2 separate regions of the Homo sapiens genome follow, and region 1 is linked to region 2. Evidence: chromatin contacts called from ENCODE POLR2A ChIA-PET data. All regions are on one chromosome and are shown on one strand. Each heading gives the region's core, a stretch centred on a gene start or an enhancer-like site at or near the end of the contact. The rest is flanking DNA. Distances are from core to core; before and after follow the strand shown.

What was found. ChIA-PET counts read pairs that join two places held with the same protein, here RNA polymerase II (POLR2A).
Region 1: POLR2A ChIA-PET joins it to region 2 with 38 read pairs in activated T-cell. The contact joins two enhancer-like sites. POLR2A ChIA-PET finds 5 or more read pairs at or near these places in 2 of 52 experiments (OCI-LY7 and activated T-cell).

Annotation. Positions count from the first base shown.
Region 1 is chr1:229,281,907-229,284,727 of GRCh38, forward strand. All of the region lies in intron 1 of RAB4A (RAB4A, member RAS oncogene family), which reads left to right. Among named protein-coding and RNA genes, the nearest start is that of RAB4A-AS1, 12 kb to the left of the region's middle. Within about 2 kb of position 1,350, at least 2 of the 41 ENCODE cell types and tissues checked have a DNase peak (open chromatin) inside an H3K27ac peak, as active enhancers do.
Region 2 is chr1:229,103,870-229,106,614 of GRCh38, forward strand. All of the region lies in intron 2 of LINC02815 (long intergenic non-protein coding RNA 2815), which reads right to left. Among named protein-coding and RNA genes, the nearest start is that of LINC02815, 49 kb to the right of the region's middle. Within about 2 kb of position 1,427, at least 3 of the 41 ENCODE cell types and tissues checked have a DNase peak (open chromatin) inside an H3K27ac peak, as active enhancers do.

The DNA of each region.
Region 1 (2,821 bases), core at 100-2,599, 180 kb after region 2:
TTTACATATTTTAGAATCATATAGATAATACTATTTTTCTTAAACAGTTAAACATAATGAAGAAAACTCAAGATAAGAAGGAAAGCCTATTGTATTTGCCCATGTTTTTGCTTTCCATGTTCTTTCTTCCACTCAGATGTTCCAAGATTCCTTCCTTTATCATTTTCTTCCTGTTTAGAGAAATTCCTATAGCTATTCTTTTGCAGGCAGATGTCCTGGTGATAAATTCTGTTAATTTTTTTTTAAATCAGAGAATGTCTTCATTTACCCTTTATTCCAGAAAAATAGTTTCACAGGACATAGGGCTCTGGGTTGAAAGGTTTTCTTTCTTTGAGCACTTGAAAAATACAGTCACTCTCTTATGGCCTCCCTGGCTTCAGATGAGAAATCTGCTGTTATTCGAATTGTATTTCCCTTGTAGATATGGTATCATTTTTCTCTGGCTACCTTTAAGACTTTTTATTTGTCTTCAGTTTTCAGAAGTTTAATTATGATGTATCTTGTCATGGACTTCTTTGAGTTTATCCTGTTTGAGTTCATTCAGCTTTTCAAATCTGTAGATTTATGTCTCTCACCAAATTTAAGTTTTCAGTGCTGTTTCTTAGAGTGCTTTTTTCAACCACTTTCTCTTTGTCCTCTCCTTCCAGGACTCCAGTGACATGAATGTTAGATCTTTTTCATTGTCTGCAGGTCCTTGAGGCTCTGTTTATTTATTTCAACCTTTTATTCTTTGTTGTTCAGATTGGATACTTTATCATTTTGTCATCTAGTTCACTGATTCTTTCCTGTCACTTCCATTCTGCTGTCAAGCCCATCCACTGAACTTTTATTTTGGTAGTTTTATTTTTCAGTTTTAAAATTTCTATTTGGTTCTTCTGTGTATCTTCTAGTTCTTTGCTGAGACTTCTAGTTCTTTGCTGATGATTTCTAATTTTTTCATTTGTTTCAAGCATGCTTGTGTTACTTGTTGGATATGATGACTGCTTTAAAATCTTTGTCAGATAATTCTAACATTTGTCATCTTGACATAGGAATATGTCTGTTACCTTTTTTCGTTCAGTTTGAGGTCTTCCTGGTTCTTGGTATGATGAGGAGTTTTCAACTGAAACGTGGATATTTTTATATTATGTTATAGGACCTTAGATCTTTATTTAAATCTTTTAATTGTTTTCCTCTCTTGGACACTACCTTATCACTGCCATCATGTCTAGATTCTGGAATCTAGAAGTTCAGATTCCCCACTTGCTTCCATTGACACATGAGAGGAATTCATCTTGTTACTGCTGCTGGGTAAGGATTAGAATGTTCTCGTCCCTCTTTCCCTGGTGACCTCCACTGACACTGTGCCAGGGGCACACAAGAGCTCATTACACAGCCAGCAGAGATGAAAGCCCTAGCTCCCTACTTGGTCTTCTCTGACACCATCTTTGTGGGGATATTGATATGCCCGGTTGTAGCCTTGCAAGGGTGGAAGTTTAGGCTCCCCATTCGGCCTTTGCTGGCATGGGTACAGGTTGGACCATAGTTTTTGCTGTGGTGCTTGGCTAGAATAGAGTCATTATTGTGTAAGAGTTTTCCTCTCTCTTGCTTGGCTGCCCCTTTTTTGGTCCCATGGCTACAGAGAGCAGGCTTTTGCTAGGACTTTTTTTGTCTGCATCCATTGGCATTTCTGGGTTGCCAGCTTGTTCTGCTCCAAGCCTAGGATACAAGAGGCAAAAAGAACCCAGGGAACTTCCTTCCAAATCATTCCTTGGGCCCTGAAATCCCGGGTACACTGAAATCTCTGGTACACTGGCCTTCTTTTGCTCCACTCTTTCAGAGTCTTTTTTTTTTTTTTGAGACGGAGTTTCATTCTTGCTGCCCAGGCTGGAATGCAGTGGCACAATCTTGCTTCACTGCAACCTCTGCCTCCCAGGTTCAAGCAATTCTCCTGCCTCAGCCTCCCAAGTAGCTGGGATTACAGGTGCTCACTACCACGCCTGGCTAATTTTTTTATTATTATTATTTTTAATAGAGACATGGTTTCATCATGTTGGCCAAGCTGGTCTCAAACTCCTGACCTCAAGATGATCCACCTACCTTGGCCTCCCAAAGTGCAGGAATTACAGGCATGAGCCACTGCGCCCGGCCTCAGAGTCTTTGATATTTCTTTTCTAGGGTGGTTTTTTTTGTTGTTGGTGTTGTTTGGTTTTTTTTTTTTTTTTTTTTTTTTGGACTGAGTTTTGTTCTGTCGCCCAGGCTGGAGTGCAGTGGTGCAATCTTGGCCCATTGCAACCTCCACCTCCCAGGTTCCAGCAATTCTCCTGCCTCAGCCTCCTGAGTAGCTGGGATTACAGGCACCCACCACCACGCCTGGCTCATTGTTGTATTTTTAGTAGAGACGGGGGTTTCGCTGTTGGCCGGGCTGGTCTCGAACTCCTGACTGAGGTGATCCATCCGCCTCAGTCTCCCAAAGTGCTGGGATTTACAGGCATGAGCCACCACACCCATCCTTTTCTAGGGTTTTTAGTTGTTCTTAGTGAGAAAAATAGGAAAAAGTTCTTCTACTCCATTGTCTTGGAAGTGGAAGTCCACCTGGGCTTTAAGGGTAATTTTTTTGCACATCAAATGCAACAATGATGGGTTGTTGTTGCCCCTCTTCTCAGCCCTGTGAAGATAGTACCCCGTTGCTTTCGGACCTTTGGAATCAAGACACCTAGTTTCTTTACAAGCCTTCTTTCCTTTCTTTCTTATTGCTTTTACAGTCTTCATGTGTATTCTGCAGTTTCACAATTATGTATTTATGTGTAGATTTATCCTTATTTATTCTTCTCATGGTTCA
Region 2 (2,745 bases), core at 177-2,676:
TATTGTTTGTTTGTTTTTAAGATGGAGCCTCGCCCTGTTGCCCAGGCTGGAGTGTAGTGGTGCGACCTCAGCTCACTGCAACCTCTGCCTCCTGGGTTCAAGTGATTCTCCTGCCTCAGCCTCCCGAATAGCTGGGATTACAGGCGCCCACCACCACACCCGGCTAATATTTGTATTTTTAGTAGAGACGGGGTTTCACCATATTGGCCAGGTTGGTCTTGAACTCCTGACCTCAAGTGATCCCCTTGCCTAGGCCTCCCAAAGTGCTGGGATTACAGGTGTGAGCCACCACATCCGGACCCCAGAAGACACTTCTGGATGATGCTGGTGCAGTGATCAGAGATCTAGTCAAGTAAATGGATAGATATCAATACTACAATAGTTGATGTCAGGGACTGAATGTTTGTGTCCCTGTAAAATTCAAACCTTGAAATCTAAACCCCAATGTGATAGTATTAGGAAATGGGGCCTTGGGGAGATGATTAGGTCATGAGGGTGGAGCCCTCATGATGGGATTTGTGCCCTTTTAAGAAAAGACATGAGGCTGGGCACAGTGGCTCACTTCTGCAATCCCAACAGTTTGGGATACCGAGGCAGGCAGACAGCTTGAGCTCAGGAGTTCAAGATCAGCCTGGGCAATGTGGTGAAACCTCACCACTACAAAAAGCAAAAATTAGCCAGTGTGGTGGCCCATGACTGTAGTCCCAGCCACTCAGGAGTCTGAGATGGGAAGATTACTTGAGCCAAGGAGGTTGAGACTGCAGTGAGCTGTGATCATGCCATTGTACTCCAGCATGGGTCACAGAGCTGGTATGCCCATGCCAGGGCAAGACCCTGTCTCAAAAAAACAAAAGAAAAGGCATGAGAGACATGACTTTCTCTTCACCATGTGAGGACACAGCAAGAAGGTGCTGTCTGTGAACTAAGAGGCCAGCCCTCACCAGACACCGGATTTGCCAGTGCCTTGATCTTGGATTTTGCAGCCTCCAGAACTGTGAGAGTAAACGTTTGTGATTTAAGCCACCCAGTCTGTGGTATCTGCAGTCAGTTTCCTGACAATGAACACCTCTGCTGGAGAATATATGTAGAAAGAAAAGAGTGAAACTCAAATTCATCAGCTGAGCTGATGTTTTTATTTTTGCTTTTTCCAGTTTTCTTGCCACCATTAGCATCTCATCAGCTTGGAGATGATCTCAAGGTTTTTTCCAGATGGCTGGGTCTACCTAAATTTATTAATGCAAGTGGAAATGTGACTGTTGATCCTCAACCCAAACCCACAGAAACAGAAATGTGCAGCCAAATTGAGAGACTCCTGGCCAATCACCATTCAAGAAAAACAAGGCTGACTGTTTGGTAGGACAAAAAAGCCTTGGCCTCACTTGCTAAGGCTAAGGCTACTAGGAGGGCCAAGTTCAACAGCCCAGCTGCAGCCTCCTTTGCTCTGCCTCCTCCCCACCTTCTGACACAGCAAGAAACCTGGCCAACGGAGGGCGAGGGTCAGGGAGCTGTGAGCCGTGTTTAATTTGGCTTTTTGAACACATAGCACCCTGGTATCCTGCCATCTCTGGCCAGATTTAATTTAAAGCAAATCATCTTTTCCATTTCTCCCACCATCTCTGCATATGTCTTCTTCCTAAACATGTGGATTGATTATTTATAATAATGATCATAGTCAACATTTATGGAGCACTTAGCATACAACGGGCCCTACAACAAACCCTAGACTTAGATTATTGTGTTTGACTCTCACAACAACTCTTAACAAGGAGGTACTGCTATTGTCCCCATTTTTCCCATGATGAAACTGGGGCTCAGAAAACACGTAACACACTCAAGCTGGAAGTGGCAGATCAAGGAATTGCATTCAGATGGTCCAAGTTTAGAATCTGTGGCTTGCCCTCTGCAATTTTTAACACAATTGCTTGATTTATTCATTTCCTTTTCCCGCAAACTCTTATTGTGGAGTATTCAGTGCTGAACGTTTTGTCTGTCTCCTTGATTATGGAGCATGGTGGTCCCAGCTGAGCCTACATGACCACCAAATAGGGGACTGGGGAGCCCAGAAAGATTTATTTGCACAGCTGATCCACTTAGGCATTTCTAGATTTCACCTGAAAGAGAAGCAGGAACAGTTTAGGAGGCTCAGGGCAATGGGAAATGGAGGGGACTTTGTGCCTGTGTCCCAGTGTGGCTCAAGGACAGGAGGTGAATGAAGCAAGGAGTATGAAGCCTTCAGTCCAGCCTGTGGGGTTCTCGGGAGGGACTTTGTGAGGTTGGAGTTCAAACAATGCTGTTTCTGGGCCCACAAGACCAAATGAACCTACAGTTGGTGGAGAGCCTGTCCCTCATCTTCTACCTCCAGCAGATTGTGGACAGGGGCAGGGTTGTATTCAAAATATTTAATGCCCAGTATGACGTTAAAGCCAGCACTAAGCAGCTGTAACTAACGTACGCAGCTGTAAACAGCTGGTACGTCCATGCCAGAGTGTGGCTGCCGATCGTCTGCCCTGGACATGGGCACCCAGCAGTTCCTGGGGGAAAAGCAGCAGTGTCTGGATGATGTGAATTCGGGTGAGTACACCTGAGACAGCGATGGGAGGACACTGAGCGGGGGTCAGAACCCTCCAAATGAGTGTTGATGTGGATAGTTTTTCTGGACCTTCAGGCTGGTGATACCTGGGAATATTTGGATTATAATTAGAAAGCTGAATTAAACAACCATCTCCTGAGGTTATGGGAGAAAAA